Linked DNA regions of Homo sapiens: region 1 is linked to region 2. A link is a loop called in an ENCODE intact Hi-C map of the cell type or tissue named here. Cell type or tissue: OCI-LY7. All regions are shown on one strand. Links, peaks and the distances in the headings refer to the core of each region. The heading gives the core; the rest is flanking DNA. Region 1 holds the start of LOC441239. Region 2 has its middle 39 kb from the start of ZNF117.

Evidence for each region. Hi-C counts contacts between places; a loop is a spot of excess contacts. Peaks named below come from ENCODE experiments on the same cell type or tissue, not always from the same donor. Only the 100,000 strongest peaks of a DNase experiment are listed, where the experiment ranks them.
Region 1: it touches region 2 in a loop (6-fold over the local background); 2 of 110 quality-filtered maps call a loop at or near these places.

The regions. Positions count from the first base shown.
Region 1 is chr7:64,884,103-64,892,433 of GRCh38, forward strand. It overlaps LOC441239, which reads right to left and starts at 5,998. Exons shown (of 3, transcript XM_011516745.3): 1 at 5,350-5,998; 2 at 4,964-5,085; 3 at 4,235-4,715. The coding sequence starts at 5,637. The coding sequence ends at 4,235. It also overlaps a transcript of ZNF273 not described here. RefSeq lists enhancers at 3,526-4,244, 4,245-4,962, 5,681-6,397. In OCI-LY7, for the core only: a CTCF peak has its summit at 4,157 (motif pointing right); a DNase peak (open chromatin) is centred at 4,169.
Region 2 is chr7:64,947,930-64,956,260 of GRCh38, forward strand. No RefSeq gene overlaps it. Among named protein-coding and RNA genes, the nearest start is that of ZNF117, 39 kb to the right of the region's middle. In OCI-LY7, for the core only: CTCF peaks have their summits at 3,529 (motif pointing right) and 3,728; a DNase peak (open chromatin) is centred at 3,512.

The DNA.
Region 1 (8,331 bases), core at 213-8,212, 64 kb before region 2:
TCATTGTGGATTTCGTTGGTCTTTGGGCTGTTGCTGTATGTGAGTGCCTCTCACCACAGATCTTTTGCTTGCCAGGGATTTTAGGGATCTCAAGGGTTTTTCAGTAGTTTGGCTGCACTCCAGGTTGTGGGTAGTCGTCTCATTTTGGGGGGCCGGATTTTTTGCACTTTACAGGAGTCTCTTGGGTTTCTGGCAAGAATCCATGAACATGGGTTTGACTCCAGCACAAACCCTCTCATTCTCCCATTTGAGCCTTTATTTCCCTTTGCTTTCATGGGGGATCCACAGTGCCCCTCAACAGCACTCCTGGGCACCCGTTTCAGTCTTGCAATCACCCCAGACGGTTTCTGAAACTCTCTCTCAACCTTATGTGTCCTTGTTGGATGCCAGTTCCAGGTGTGAGACCTCTTCTCCGTCTTGGACTTGCCTTTATTGTCGTTCCTGCCTTACCCAGACAGCCGCGCTGAGAAGCAGGACTCCCTGGGGGGCCCTGGATGAACGGAGGCAGTGAGCTCAAAGGCCTCACAGTCTTCCACTGACACCCTCCTCTGGGGTCTCAGGTATGATTCCATCACCCGGAGATCCCTCAACAACTCACCAGACTGTATTCCCTTCTCCCTGGGACCGGATTCTTGCACACAGACTCTTTCGGGAATGGAGTCCAAAGAGAAGTTCCCAGCGCCCACCTCACATTCTCGAATCGCCTTTTCCTCCAGCGGGACCCGACTAATGAGACGGCCCGAGGATGCCCTATGGTAGTTACTTTTAGGCTTCCACAGTGATTGTCGCAGGCAGCATTTTCCCTAGACTAGGCCGGCTCTGCCTTCCCATTTTCCTCTGCTCAGGCAGGCTGACAGCCCTGACAGCCCTGACAGCCTGGCCCCAGCACCTGCCTCGCGGATTCGCATGCGCCAGTCGCGGGACACCTGTCGCGAGCGGTGAGCCTTGGCTCGCGTGTCAGTGTATGCCACCGTTGCCTGGTGACAAGTTTCTCCCTCTTGGTGGACCAGGGGACCTTTGTGGACACGTGTCGGCGTTGGACTCTTGCTCCTCTTCTCTGGGGGATCCACGGGATAGTCCCACGATCCCAGGAGAAGGCAGGGATAAGCCAGCCTTAGGAATCGTCAACAGTGCCCCAAGGCCTCCCCAAGCCCTCTCTGTGGTCCTGGCTTTGCCTCCTCCAAGGTGCTGTGACCTTAAACAAGTCACTGCCTCTCCTGCAGGCCTTCTGTTAGGACAGAGATAAATGGATCAGACAGAAAACAGAAAAGGTTATTCCAGCCCTCCTCTCTTCTGCCCCTTCACTGTCTGCCTGGTAAAATTGTACCTCTTGGTCACATTTGCTACTCATTAAGTCACCTGTCCTGTGGGAAAGTCCTCACGTTGGTGATATGAGGTCCCACTATCTACCCTTTAGGAATTGCAGAGTCTCATGAATCTGTGTGTGTTCATCCCAGGGTCACTTCGCACCTACACCTCCAGACCTCTAGGTCGCCCTGGGTTAATACTGAGACTAGAGGGAGAAGCAATTACAGGAGAGAAGGAGAGGAAGTGAGGAGGCATAATAGGGGATCTGGGGTTTGGTGATGCAGGAGGGACAGGGTCACAAAAGATTCACTGGATATGAGAAGCCCGCCCACGGAAAAGCTTCTAAAGATGGGTAAGGCGGTGCTGGGGCCACAGTGCCATTGGCCAAGGCAGACATCAACTGGGAGGGAGTGGAGGAGATGAGAAAGTTAGAAGGAAAGGGAAGGCCCAGATCAGATCTTGATGCTCTTTTCTTCCTAGACCAGCATGGTTTTCATTACTCAAATTCTCACAGGGCTAAGATCTTGGTTTAAACAAATCACTCTGGCTTACCACTGAGCTCAGAAAAGACTGCAGGGGCCTTGGGCAGAAGCAGGGAGACTGATACCAGAAAGGTAGCTACTGTGATAATTATGCAGGCTTAGGTGGGGGAAACCACACTGATGCTGACTAGGTACTCTGGATTTCCACCTCTGCAAGGCAGCTTCCTCACTTATTCAGTGAGGACACAGCCACCTGTTGCAGAGCAGTTTTGAAGAAGAAATAAGGTTCACAGGCCCAGCTCAGCACACAGTAGGCTCTGAAGAGGCCTCCTTTACTCAGTTGAATGAGCCCAGAACATTTGAACTGTTGCTTGCTGTGTGACCCCGGGAAGGTTACTTCACCTTACTGAGCTGGTTTTCTCCTTAAAGTGGGGTGGGGTAGACATGTCAGGATGCAGAATGGAGCTGGACAGAATGTAGGCATTTCTGCTGCATCTGGAAAGTAAGATAAGTGAGCTCACTGTCACAAAAGGCACAGAAGAGGAAACTAAATTTGCACTTGGTGGAGAAAATTTAACTCTACTAATATAAACTGACCATCGCTACATGTTTACTGGGCACCTGGTGCAGGGCTAAGAAATCTGCCATTATAATCTGATGCAGTGGCACTGAGCCTGCAGAGTCAATGTGCACTCACAAACTCAACCACTGTCATCTCACTTAACCCTCACACATCACCTGTCAGAGGTAATCCCCAATCTCCATAGTACAATTGAGGAGACTGAGACCAAGGTGGTGAAGGATCTTAACCAAAGCCAGGTACAGTGGAGTTCTCAACGCGAAAGGAACTCACACCTGGGCACACCTGCATGAGGTGACCTACGATGCTTTTTACTTTCCATCAAAACAGTAATTGATGCTCATATCACCTTCTTGTGGTACAAGAAGGAAACCACAGAAGAGAATGAAAATGGAAAACATACATCATCACCAATGTTGCCTCCCAGAGATGAGCATGGTCCCCATGTGGAAGTCTTCTGTCCATTTCTCCCTTGGCCTGCACACATTATGATAGTGGCAGCAGATCTGTGCTGGGCATTTACCAGGCTGGGCACGACACCAAGAACTTTACAGATGTCCCTTCACTTATTCCTCACAAAGGTGTTATGTCCCAAGGACACTGGGGACCCTATGGAGACTACTTTTCCATGGTCGGTACTTGGTTTGGACTGAGGTCTCATGTGGATCAAATCCCTGTGTGTGTGCAAAGCTAGGTCTATCATTATTTTCTGATGGATGAAGTGGAGGCCATGCTGTGAATGTGTGCACGTGCAAGTCTTTGACACAGGCAGTTTTCTCTAAAATGCACAGCCTGCCTTACCAACTTAACTCCTTCCACACCTCAGACCAGCCCCTGCAATTGCCCTTTGCATGTTCTCATCTGGCCTCATGATCATCTCCTTCCACGTGGGTCTCCCTCCTTCCATGTGGCCCTGCATGGCAGGCAGGGCACATGCTAACCTGTCTTCTGGTAGTTTGGAGTGAGTGGAGAGGGCCAGTGTCCTCTGGATGAAGGACAACTGCTCCATTGTGCAGTGTTTTTGTTGTTGTTTGTTTGTTTTTGAGATGGAGTCTAGCTCTGTTGCACAGGCTGGAGTGCAGTGGTGGGATCTCAGCTCACTGCAACCTCTGCCTCCCGGGTTCAAGCGATTCTCCTGCCTCAGCCTCCCAAGTAGCTGAGATTACAGGCGCCCGCCACTACATGCAGCTAATCTTTTTGTATTTTTAGTAGAGACAAGGTTTCACTGTGTTGGCCAGGCTGGTCTTGAACTCCTGACCTCATGATCTGCCCGCCTCGACCTCCCAGAGTGCTGGGATTACAAGCATGAGCCACCGTGCCCTGTCTTTTTTTTTTTTTTTCTTAATAGTTCAGGGCTCTGACTCTGAGCAGGGTGTCCTGCCCCAGGGTTCCCCTTGACCCATTTCAGAGGGGTGGTCGGGTGGGTCACTGGTTCCTCACCCTTGTGCGAATCCAGAACTTGCATCCTGATGGGGGAAGCAGGAAGCCCTACCTGCGCTGGAGGGCATAACCCCAGCCCCAGGGCAGGCAGAAAACTCCCCCATCCCTGAGAAGTCCCAGCCCCAATGCTGGCACTCAGGCAGGACCTGCCCAAGTGGGACCTGTCTCCACCTTCCTCACACACCTCCCTGACACTCACTCAAACTCCTGTCACCTGGGAACCTCTACCAGACCTGTGCTTCTTCCACCTGGGGAGCCCCCGGGGCCCTCATTTCACCCCATTCCCTGAAGCCTGGCTGCTGCTGCTGCTGCCCCACCCTCCAGCCAGAGGAGGGCGCTCCCTCGTCAGATGTCCCTGTCTCTATGGGGGTCCTTCCTCCTGTGAGCTCCGTGGCCTCGCACAGGCTGCTCAACACCTCTGAGCTCAAATTCCTGCTCCCAGGGGGAAGCGGGTTATGAAGATGAGAGGGAGAGAGAGCGAGCTGTAAGGGAAGCAGGTGACACGGGGCTGGACAGGGAAGGGCCTGGCTCTCAAGGAAGGGAGCTTCTCCAGGTGGCTTCCTCCTCTGTCAAATGGGCCCACGAATACCCTATTGATGGTGAGAATTAAGAGATACGAAACCCATTCGTTCTTTATTATGATGATTTTTATTTTCACAGTAGCACTTAGCACCTGCCCGCCCTCCACCTTCTCCACCACCCAGCAGGAGCGGGGCGGCCTGGATCTGTTTTCTGCCCCTGACCAGGGGGCCGCGTCTTCGGCAAAGTCTTCGGGGTGAGAGGTCCGGCTCCTGGAGGACAGCGGGATGGGAGAGTCCCGTTCACACCCAGCCCCGCAGAGCCGGATAGAAACGCTGCCACTGCCGACTCCATGCTGCCGGGAAGTGCACTGTGGAGGCCACTTTCTGGAAAGAAGAAACCGTCTGAACACAAAGTTGCTCAAGCCATGTTCATCTATCTGCCAGGGAAACGGAGGCCCTGAGTGCCAGAGTCCAAGTCACCCTGCAAGAGAAAACTCTGGTGGAGCCCAGGGTGTCCAGCCCCTGTCCACCCAGCCGCCGTGGTCAAGGTTAATAAGGGCAAGGGGCCAAGCAGAACCGCCTACAAGGAACCGAGTGTCCACAAAGCAGGAAGCGAAGAACGTTTCTCCTACCTAGAGCGCAGCCGTTTTGCGGAAGGCACAGTCCGGGCTCCGGGAGCCAAGCAGGGATCCGGGCCTCGTTGCGGAGGGGACGCCCGGGCTGAGCTGAGCTCACTTGCTGGCGGCGGCAGCCCCTGCAGTCATGGGGTCACCGGCTTGTGGAGAGGGGCTGGCGCTGTTCCTTGGCCCCGCTCCCCGCCCGCAAAGGGCCGGGAGGTCGGGCTCCCGGCAGTGTCCAGGCTCTCGCCCGCCGGTGCCTGAGCCGTACCCACCGCGTCCCCTCCGCCCCAACAGCTGGTGCTGAGGGTCCGGCCCGGGGTCATCTGGCAGGGCCGTGCGGCTCCTGCGGGTGACCAGGAGCGCGGAGCCCCTTCCCACTCGGGCTCGGGTGGCCTCACCTTTCCTGGGGCTGCGTCCCCGCGGGACGCCAGGTTCCCGGTTTCTTCTAGGTCGCCCTGGTTCCTGGCAGCTCCTGGTGCCACGCGGTCCTCTACGGTCTCCTCTGACCTGAGAGGGACAGTGAGATGGGGCTGGCGGGGATGGGGGTCCCCGCGCTGTTGGAAAGCAGCGGGGCTGCTGCTGACCGGAGCCGCCTGGGTCTGTTCTGGAACCGTCGCCCTGGGGCCCCTCCGCCCCGCAAACGCTCGGGATGCGGTTTGGGAGTGTAGCTGGACACCGAGCACCATCCACGCTCAGCCCCACGGGGCTCCAGGAGTCCCGAGCCCAAGCCCCTGCACTTGCATTTTATTTAAAAAACCTGAGGGTTAAATTCGGGCAAGTCAGTTGCCTCAGTGTTTGTCGCCTGCTGCCTCTATGTCGGCTTCTTTTGCTGGCAGTCAGAGACCAAGCCCCCACGCCCTCCAGGACCCTCTATCTGGTGAGGCCACCTCTGCAATCATGAGCAGCACTGAGGTGCTTCCGACCAGGGGTCACTGCCCCAGCCGGTGAGAGGCCCTGCAGTGGGGACTGGAGATGTGCGACGCAGCCTCCCAGAGCCCGCATCCTCTTGCCCAAGGAGGCTGCACACCCTCACTCAGGGCTGTGAGGGGGAATGAGGGCAGCTCACAGGCTAAGGGGCCGCTGAAGACAGGTTTTGTGGACAGGTGATTTAGGAGCCTGGAGGAAGCAGGTTAGGGGTGTGTGTGTGTGTGTGTGTGTGTGTGTGTGTGAGAGAGAGAGAGAGGGAATTCTCCCATGCCAGGACATCTGCGTGTCTCAGTAGAGTAGGAGTGAACAGCAGCATCCCTGCAGAGGAGCAGCATGTGGACAGAGTCACAGGCTGGCTGGATCACAACAAATCCTTGTGGGTCAAGGAGAGCAGGTTCCGTGATCAGCTGCGGTCTGGGTTTTGTGTTTGCCTTTTCCTGCTGTTCCAATAAGCCAGGGCACTGGGGCCAGATTGCCCTCAGCCATGGCCAAGGGTTCCCTGACAAGCTGGGGAGGACGAACTCCCTTCCCAACACAGGGACATAGAAGATCAGAGCAGCCTGCCCAGTGGGGATCTGAGCTCAGAGAGTGGAAGCCACTGTCTCAGAGTCACAGAGCAGGTCAGTGGCAGGTCCCATGTCCCTGACCCCCAAGCTCTATTTCTCTGAGGAAATATTCCATCCAAGAGCATGAGAGTCCTCTGAGCATGGACTCCCTGGCAGGTGAGGTCATTTTACCTGTTATCTGTTTTCATCCTCATTGTGTGTGTGGTTTGTATCAGTGTCCCCATTGTAAGGCAGAAAACAGGCTCAGTGATGGGGCAAAGGCTGGTGCAAGGCTACAGAGCTCAGAAGTGGCTGAGGTGAGACAAGAACCAGCAGGCTTCCTTCACCGTTGCTCTGCTCCATCTGGAGGTTGGACAATTTGCCTGTGTGCCAACAGCCACAAGCCTTTGTTGGCTCAGGGTAGATATGAAAACCTGGAAACCATGAAGCTTTCAGCCCCACTCATTTCTGCAGGGGCAGATGGCTGTGCTTGGCCTGGGCTCCCCATTGCTCAAAATAGAGCCTCCTCTTTCTGCCAGTGGTCCCAGAAATGAGTCACAGGTGGGTGAGGTTGCAGCCAGGCCTGGGCAGGATGATGTCTTCTGGGCTAGGCTGAAAACTCAAGCCTTGCAGCTGGACAAGTTATGACTTTGGTTCTGCCTCAGTCACTCCGAGGCTGGACAACTCTGGCCATATCTCTCTGTAAGCTGTGGTTTCCTTATCTTTAAAATGGAGACAATGGCACCTCTCTCCCAGAGTAGCCACTGGGGCTTAATAAAGCCTCAGCATGAGAAGATGGTGTATTTGTATTTGTGAGTTTTCCTTGGTCTATGGTGACCTTCCTGTGGGTAAGAACCAAGTATCACTTGGCTCAGGACCCAGACAGGCACAGCACAGCCAGAACCAGAGGGGCCTAGGCCTGGGTATGATTGGAATCCAGGCATCTGGCCCAGTTTTTCTGGCTCTGTCTCCTTCCCCATCTTTTCCAAACTGGTCCAAGGATCAGATTTGCCATGTCACCCAGACATCGTTGTGGCCCTGTCTGAACAAGCAGCATCAGAATTTCTCTGGTGCCAGCTGGATGACTCAGAGAGAAAAACTGGTCACCAATTTCTGCTTCAAGTGGGTAGGGAAGAAAGCTACCACTTGCAGCTACTTATTATGTATCACCAGCCAGGCACTTTTCCTACTTAGTGGTCACCTCAGCTAAGTCATAAAGACACAGAAAAGAGTGCCTTGCCCCAGGTTCACAGCTGATAAGTGGGGTGTGGGAGAGGAGGTGCTGAAATCCACATTTATCTAAACCTTTCAGACCCATGTGCATTTCTCCATTTTTACCACATTGTCCCCTCCTTGGTGACAGCCTGGGCTGCTGCTCCTGCCTCTCACTGGCCTCTCTGCCTCCAAGCTGCCTGTGCCTTAGGAAGCTCCATGTTGCACTTTCAAACCAGCAGCCCAATCCATCCCTCACCTACTTGTGCCTTTCAATGACTCTCATTGTCCTCAGAAAATGACCCTGGCTCCTAGGTGTCCACACCTCTGTGGCCCTGAGCAGGCTGACAGAAATAAAACTGCATGCCTCCTTTCCTTCCAGTGAAAAGAAATCACTGGATATTGCAACAAAATTTAAACTTATCATTTGGGAGAAATCAGAGTATCCTCTTTCATAGACAAAAAAAACAGTATTCAACCCTAAAAGGAAAGAAAACAATTCTCTTGAATGCTGCCACACTTGGAAAAACAATGGAAAATAAACACTGGAACCAGCTAGACCTGCCAGAGTTGCTGAGGGAGGATTAAATGAGTTATTATGTAATTTGCTTAGCAACAGTGCTTGGCTCATAGTTAGTGCTCAGTAATATCAGCTATTCTTTTTTTTATTGTAAATAGAAGAGAAGCTAGGAATGA
Region 2 (8,331 bases), core at 250-8,249:
CCTTCTGCAACAGGGCTGTGCTCCAGGTGGGAGAAACATCCTTTGCTCCCTGCTTTGGGGTCCCTGGGCTCCTTGTAGGGTCTAGTAATGGTAAAACTTCTTACTCTGGCTGGAAAGGTAAAATTTTTCAGATCCCCTATGCTTCAGCTCAAAAAGCAGAGCTTATAGCTGTAATTGAGGTATTGGCTGCTTTTACTATGCCTATTAATGTGATTTCTGATTCTTCATACGTGGTTCATTCCACACAATTAATTGAAAATGCTCAGTTACGATTTCATACAGATGAACAACTGATGACTTTATTTACCCAATTGCAAATAGCAGTTAGGAGTAGAATGCACCCTTTTTATATCACTCACATTAGGGCTCATTCACCTCTTCCAGGACCTTTAACTGGAGGGAATCAAATGGCTGATCGCCTAGTTGCTACTGCAATATCTAATGCTAGACACTTTCACAATTTAACCCATGTTAATGCCTCTGGTCTCAAACGCAGATACAGCATTACCTGGAAAGAAGCTAAAGCTATTACCGAGTGATGCCCAATTTGCCAAATGGTGCATTCCTCATCTTTTACAGGAGGAGTTAATTCTCAAGGATTGGAACCTAATTCTCTTTAGCAAATGGATGTCACACATGTTCCCTCGTTTGGGAGTCTAGCTTATGTACATGTATGTGTGGACACCTTTTCCCACTTTGGGCTACATGCCAATCAGGAGAGTCTTCTGCCTGTGTTGAATGTCACCTTTTGCAATGTTTTGAGGTGATGGGCATTCCAGCCTCTATTAAAACAGATAATGCCCCAGGCTGTACTAGCCAAGCTCTAGCTACATTTTTCTCTATGTGGAATATTAAACACATTGCTGGTATCCCATATAATTCTCAAGGACAAGCCATAGTAGAAAGAATGAATCTGTCCCTGAAACAGCAGTAGCAAAAACAAAGGGGGCGGGGGGAAACAGGGACTATGGGACACTGCATATACAATTGAATCTAGCATTATTGACTTTAAATTTTTTGAGCCTGCCTAAGGGCCAGATGCTATCAGCAGCTGAACAGCATCTACAGAAACCAGCTGCAAAGACAGAAGCAGAACAACTGGTTTGGTGGAGAGATCTGATAACAAAAAGTTGGGAAATAGGTAAAATAATAACTTGGGGTAGAGATTATGCTTGTGTTTCTCCAGGCCAGAACCAGCAGCTGATTTAGATACCATCAAGACACCTAAAACCTTATCATGAGCCAGATGCTGTGGAAGAGATTCTGGGAGAATCCTGAGGACCCCCCAGTTGCAGCCATGTCAAGACTGATGCTGAGGAGGACCCCAACTGTCACGAGCAACACCCGTCGAACACAGCCACCTACTTGGGGAAAGATCAAGAAGCTGTCACAGATGGTGGAAGAAAACCTGAGGAAAGCGGGACAACCAGTCACAATGAGTAATTTAATGATAGCTATGAGAGCGGTGATCACCATTGCTGTGAGTATTCCTTCAGCAAGCGCTGACACAGAGAACAATTATACTTATTGGGCATATCTATCAATCTTGGCTGGCAATAATGCCTGGATGTAATCACTCTATGACCCAGTTACACATGCTTTCTGATCTCAGTATTTGCCATAATGAATCTGCTCCTATAATTAAGGCATACCACCCTCAAAAACCTATTTGTAAACAGAATTGAACCTGGCCAGAAAAAATGAATGTACTTGTTTGGGAAGATTGCATTGCAGAACAGGCAGAGGTGCTGCGCAATGATTCCTATGGAATCATTATTGATCGGTCTCCTAAGGGGATGTTTAGCTTGAATTGTACCTCTGAGTATGTGTGCCATGGCCACACTATGTTCAGCTGGTCAGAAGAAAACAGTCAGATGGTAGAAATGGTAAGAAGTATGGCAAGAGTTCTTATTATCTGGAAACATGGCGGTATAGTGGCACCTCAACCTCAAATGATATGACCCGCCGTAGGAGATTAACAAAAGGATTTGTGGAAACTATTAATGGCTCTTAATAAGATCAAAATTTGGGAACGAATAAAAAACCATCTAGAAGGACACTATACAAACTGGTTTTTGGATATTGCAAAGTTAAAAGAACAAATATTTAAAGCATCCCAGGCACATCTGACCTTAATACCAGGAACTGGAGTGCTTGAAGGAGCTGCAGACGGATTAGCAGCCAGTAACCCATTAAAATGGATGAAAACACTTGGAAGCTCTGTGATTTCAATGATGATTGTGTTATTAATCTGTGTTGTTTGTCTTTGTGTAGTCTGCAGATGCAGATCCTGACTCCTGCGAGAAGTAGCTCACCGTGATAAAGCTGCCTTTGCTTTTATTGCCCTGCAAAAACAAGAAGGGGGATATGCTGGGGAATAGGCCCCCAAATCTGGACATAAACTGGCCCCAAAACTGGCCATAAACAAAATCTCTGCAGCGCTGTGACATGTTCATGGTGGCCATAACGCCCATGCTGGAAGGCTGTGGTTTACCGGAATGAGAGCGAGGAACACCTGGCCTATCCAGGGCGGAAAACCACTTATAGGTATTCCTAAACCACAAACAACCTATGCCTTAAGGACATGTTCCTGCTGCAGATAACTAGCCAGAGCCCATCCCTTTGTTTCGGCCCATCCTTTTGTTTCCTGTAAGGAGTGCTTTTAGTTAATCTATAATCTATAGAAACAATACTTATCACTGGCTTGCTGTCAATAAATATGTGGGTAAATCTCTGCTCATGGCTCTCAGCTCTGAAGGCTGTGAGTCCCCTGATTTCCCACTCCACATGCTATATTTCTGTGTGTGTGTCTTTAATTCCTCTAGTGCTGCTGGGTTAGGGTCTCCACGACCGAGCTGGGCTTGGCAAACGTAACTCTTTCTGGGTACTTCCTGTTGGAAAGGAGTGCTGTGGGCCGGGCGCGGTGGCTCACGACTGTAATTTCAGCACTTTAGGAGGCCAAGGTGGGTGGATAATGAGGTCAGGAGTTCAAGACCAGCCAACATGGTGAAACCCAATCTCTACTAAAAATACAAAAATTAGCTAGGCGTGATGGCATCTGCCTGTATTCCCAGCTACGCAGGAAGCTCAGGCAGAAGAATTGCTTGAACCTGGGAGGCAGAAGTTGCAGTGAGCTGAGATCATGCCATTGCACTCCAGCCTGTGTGACAGAGCAAGACTCCATCTCAAAAAACAAAAAAAGAGAGAAAAAATGAAAAGAAAGAAAAGGAGTGCTGTGGCAGGGGGACAGCAGTTGGGGCTCCTTCTGAGGTTGATCTAAGGGTTCTCAAAAGAATGGTGTGTCCATGTGTGGCTCTGTTCATAGCACCATTTAAGGTTTAATTGTTTCTAGGTGAAAAGAGAGAAATTTTTCAAGAAGGCTTGAAATATAGGGTTAGAATATGAGTATTTAGCTTACCATTGTTAGTAGAGATCCTATAGACCATAACTGTGACAGCAGAGTTTGTTAGCTGTTAGCTACACCAATGGATTGTAATACCAGTTTGCCTCCACTAGATGTTGCTGTACATTGCCAGAAATGTTAATATGAAAGTAACATTTGTTTTGAGAAAACATACATTTCCCCCATGACTTGCCATTAGGGAATACTATTAGGTTTAGGCCATCTTTTATAACTTACAATATCATTGGGAGAATACGTTATTGGGTGGCTAAAATAACTTTAGTGTTGATCTTAGCAATTTCTTTCCTTTAATTATTAAATTCTTTCATGACAGGCCCTCTTACAAGATTCTTAAAATTTCTGACTTGTCCTAAACATCCTTCCTTTAAACAGCCAGTCATTTCCTTTCAGGACAAGAATTTACCATACAAGATATTTTCTTATATAAAATCTTTTTATAACCTTCTTTCCATAGCTTAGAGTGCACCATAGTACTAATCTTTAATACAAAGTCCTATCAAACTTAACGATAGTAAAACTTCCATGCTTACTTCCTATCCATAACTCTTACTCCTGCTATAAGCAAAACAAACTTGACTAAATCTTTTCTGCAACTGCTAATCCTTTTACAAAGATAATAATTAGGCAAATTGTTTCAGCAATTAGAATTTTACAACCAGAATTCCACATTGTGGGTGCCACAGTGTACAGTTCTATTGCAAATAATAGCGTGAATATAACAATTCCTGCAAAAGTGGTGTAGTAAATAGTTTCTGTTTAAAACTTTACTTGCCAAGCTATAACATTCTCCTTTGGGAATTTATGAAGTTACAAATGCAATTCTATGTATAATTGAAATTTCTGGCAAATATGCATTAAAAAGAAGGTCTAATATTTGGCGGTGAATTTTGAGAGGAAATGTAGAATTTTTTTAAAGTATCTGGTGAGGTAGATGGGATTGAGTAAGATGAGTAGCTCTCACTCAGTTACTTATCTTTTACGATTTTCAGGTTAAGATCTTCTATTTCTCCACACTGATATTCAGGACATTCCTCTGGGCTGTCAGAGGTTGCTCCCTCAGCTCTTCAGGCTTTGACTTGAGTGTGATGCATTCAGAATTTGATACCTGTAACTTTTACTGCCAAGGGGCTTGAAAGAAAATCAGTGTAGGGCTCTTCCCAGTTTGAGTTTAGGAAAGGAGAGAGTTTTCACTAATGCCAAATCTCGAGTTAAACAAAGGTGTTCCTATTTCCTGGGGTTGGGCTTCTGCCAGTTGTGTCAATTCCTGTTGGAAGTGAGCTAGAGAGGTTACATGCTTAACCAACTTAGAGGTTTTCTGCCTGAAAAGAATCTCTGAACACAATGATAAGATTTATCCTTTCCTAAGTGAAAAACTTGTTGAAGGATTTTAAGGACTTTCCATTGGCTTGAGGCTGGCAAATGGAGTTTGCCATCCTCTGTCCTCTGACTGTAGCCATCCTGAGAGATGAAAATATACCCTCAAGAAGCAGCCCATTCTATTTCCACAGAGAAATACTGAGGTTTATTTTCTCTTATGGAGCCTTCCTATATTCGAAGGGCTTGAAGTGTGTTAATTCTTTGAGGCTTCCTCACCTTTGACTTAGCTGTCTGATCAGATAACCTGTTTCCTTTGGCTACTTCATCTGTTCTCTTTTGATGTTCCTTACAATGTGTCCCTGCCATTTTTCATGGAAGGAAAACTGAGGATAATAACCAGTTAATTTCTGGTGATATTTTATAGGAGAAGCATTAGTGGTAAGATTTCTTTCTGCTTTTTATTATAAGTTGTATTTCATACAGGTATTCAATTTATATCACCCTCCTTCATTATTTTAATATAAAGCCTTCTCCACTTTATATCAGTGGAAAACAGGCCACCTGGTGCCAGGAAAGCACATGGATTGCCATTTTAATGATGATGATGAAAAGCACTTGTTTGGGTGGTACTCACGTGCCAAACACTGTTATTTGGCTCAAAGTACCAGTTTTTTATTCTTCTCTAAATGTAGTGATAAAATAAAATAAAATTCTTAGTTAAGAAGACTTTATCTCATTCAAGTATGTATTATGAAATTTTGTTGACACTTAAGTGTCTCTGACTTACCTAGAATATTGAAATTTTTCATGAATTCAATTTGAACACTGTAAAGAAACTTTTTTTTACTAAAAGCCTTTGTGAGGCAGAATAAGATTTATGAAATGTCTTTATAATATGGAAAAATGTGTTAATGATGTTTGTAGTAATCCCTCTGAACACAGCATTCTCAATTCCCGGTATTCACCCTGAGTTACTCAGGGGAAATTGGTATCTCTGTAAACAGGCAGAAGAAAGTGCAGAGTGAAGGTGCACAACATAGCACAGAAATGTTTTCCACATGCACCTATTAGGGTCTTAATGTAATGGACTGTTATTTGCGTGGCTACATACTTACTGAATCTAGTCATGCTATTTTCTGGCAGCTAAAGGCATCTGTTACCCATTAATTTTATATAATTATTTTCTTGGTGGAAAAATAAATCCTTTTTAAATTTACTGTAAATTAAGAGATTAGATTTGTAATCTTCAATTTTTTAATGTTAAAGCAAATCAGAGAAAAGCCATGTGTGTATATTGTATGCATTTTCCTACCTATCGAAATTCTTGTACTGCCCTGAAATATCAAGGACTTAATAACGGAGCAAATCCTAAATCTGGTCTTTGCTTCTTGTTAGTAATCTGTCCATTTCAAAAATCATGGCAATTATGCTAAGCCATTGAAAAGATGTGGTTTTGACTAATTTTATCTGATTTTAAATGTTTTGTTACTTTTATTATGTTAATCTAAGAGCAAATATCCACATAACTGTTCATGCTTTCAAGAAATACTCATATTATGGACAGATGCAGTGGCTCATATCTGTAATCCCAGCACTTTGGGAGGCTGAGGTGGGTGGATTACTTGAGGTCAGGAGTTCGAGACAAGCCTGGCAAACATGATGAAACCTCATCTCTACTAAAAATACAAAAATTAACCAGGTGTGGTGGTGCATGCCTGTAGTCCCAGCTACTCTGGAGGCTGAGGGAGGAGAAGGGCTTGAATCTGGGAAGTTGAGGTTGCAGTGAGCTGAGATCACACCACTGCACTTCAGTCTGGGTGATGGAGTGAGACTCTGTCTCCAAAAAAAAAAAAAAGAAATATATATGTTGGATTACAGTATAGTAGAATCCTCTAAAATTAGCAGAAGTTCATTATTAAATTTATTGTTTTCAAAATTTTTCAATTGTGAAAATGAAAAATTAGGTATGCTTTTTCATGATAATTTTAATTCTAGGAGGGTACCTAGGATAATGTAAAACAGGGTCATCAGAATGGTGCAGACATGCTGATTTAATTAGAATGAGTTCAGCCTTTTTGGTAGACTATTGGTATCCCAGAGGCTGACCATTCACTACAGCTTACTAAATGTTGCCTCATAAGGCTGATACAAGAGTGCTTGGGTGGCTCACGCCTGTAATCCCAGCACTTTGGGAGGCCGAGGCGGGTGGATCATGAGGTCAGGAGATCGAGACCATCCTGGCTAACAAGGTGAAACCCCGTCTCTACTAAAAATACAAAAAATTAGCCGGGCGCGGTGGCGGGCGCCTGTAGTCCCAGCTACTCGGGAGGCTGAGGCAGGAGAATGGCGTGAACCCGGGAAGCGGAGCTTGCAGTGAGCCGAGATTGCGCCACTGCAGTCCGCAGTCCGGCCTGGGCGACAGAGCGAGACTCCGTCTCAAAAAAAAAAAAAAAAAAAAAGTGCTTGGGAAGGGAAGAGCATGGTCCGTTTAAATAATATGGAAGTGGGGAAGGGAACTGCTGGGTAGAGGAGGGCGCTGTCACTGGCCAGGGCTCCACCCCCACGGACCTAAGTGAGGACAGGCACTTCTGCCCTTGTGCCCAAATGTATTTTCCAGGACCACCCTGGCCCACCATGCCCCCATCCTGGGCCTATAAAAACCCGGGACTCTAGCAAGGCAGAGACACAAGTGACCAGATGTGGAGAGGAGCACATCGGTAGAGGAAGATGCAAGTGGCTGGTCCTCAAGAGGACGTCGAGAGGAGCACGCTGGCAGAAGAGCACACCCGCAGGCACCAGCACACCAGCAGGCTATCAACTGGTAGGACTAGGCTGAGTTTGGTCCGGGCAGTCGGAGGAGAGCCAGGGCCACCAAGCGGCCCAACTCCAGGGAAAGAACATCTCCCTTCTGCCTCCCCCATTGGCTGAGAGCTATGCCACTCAATAAAACTTTACACTCATTCTCCAAGCCCACGTGTGATCCGATTATTCTGGTACACCAAGGCAAGAAACCACAGGATACAGAAATCCCCCTGTCCTGGTGATAAGGAAGGGGGTCTAATTGAGCTGGTTAATACGAGCTGCCTATAGACGGCAAACTAAGAGAGCGCCCTGTAACACATGCCCACTGGGGCTTCAGGAACTGTAAACATTTACCCCTAGACACTGCCGTGGGGTCGGTCTGCCTATCTGTATGCTTCCCTAGTGCAGTGGAGCACCAAAGAAGTGAACCACACCCGCATCACACACTTTGTGAGGGGAACAAGGGAACCTTTCCCGTTTCAATGCCAGTGGGCTCTTTCTTTTCTTTTTTTTTTTTTTTTTTTTTTGAGGCGGAGTTTCGCTCTGTCGCCCAGGCTGGAGTGCAGTGGCGCGATCTCGACTCACTGCAAGCTCCGCCTCCCGGGTTCACGCCATTCTCCTGCCTCAGCCTCCCGTGTAGCTGGGACTACAGGCGCGCGCCACCATGCCCGGCTAATTTTTGTATTTTTAGTAGAGACGGGGTTTCACCGTGTTAGCCAGGATGGTCTCGATCTCCTGACCTCGTGATCCGCCCGTCTCGGCCTCCCAAAGTGCTGGGATTACAGGCG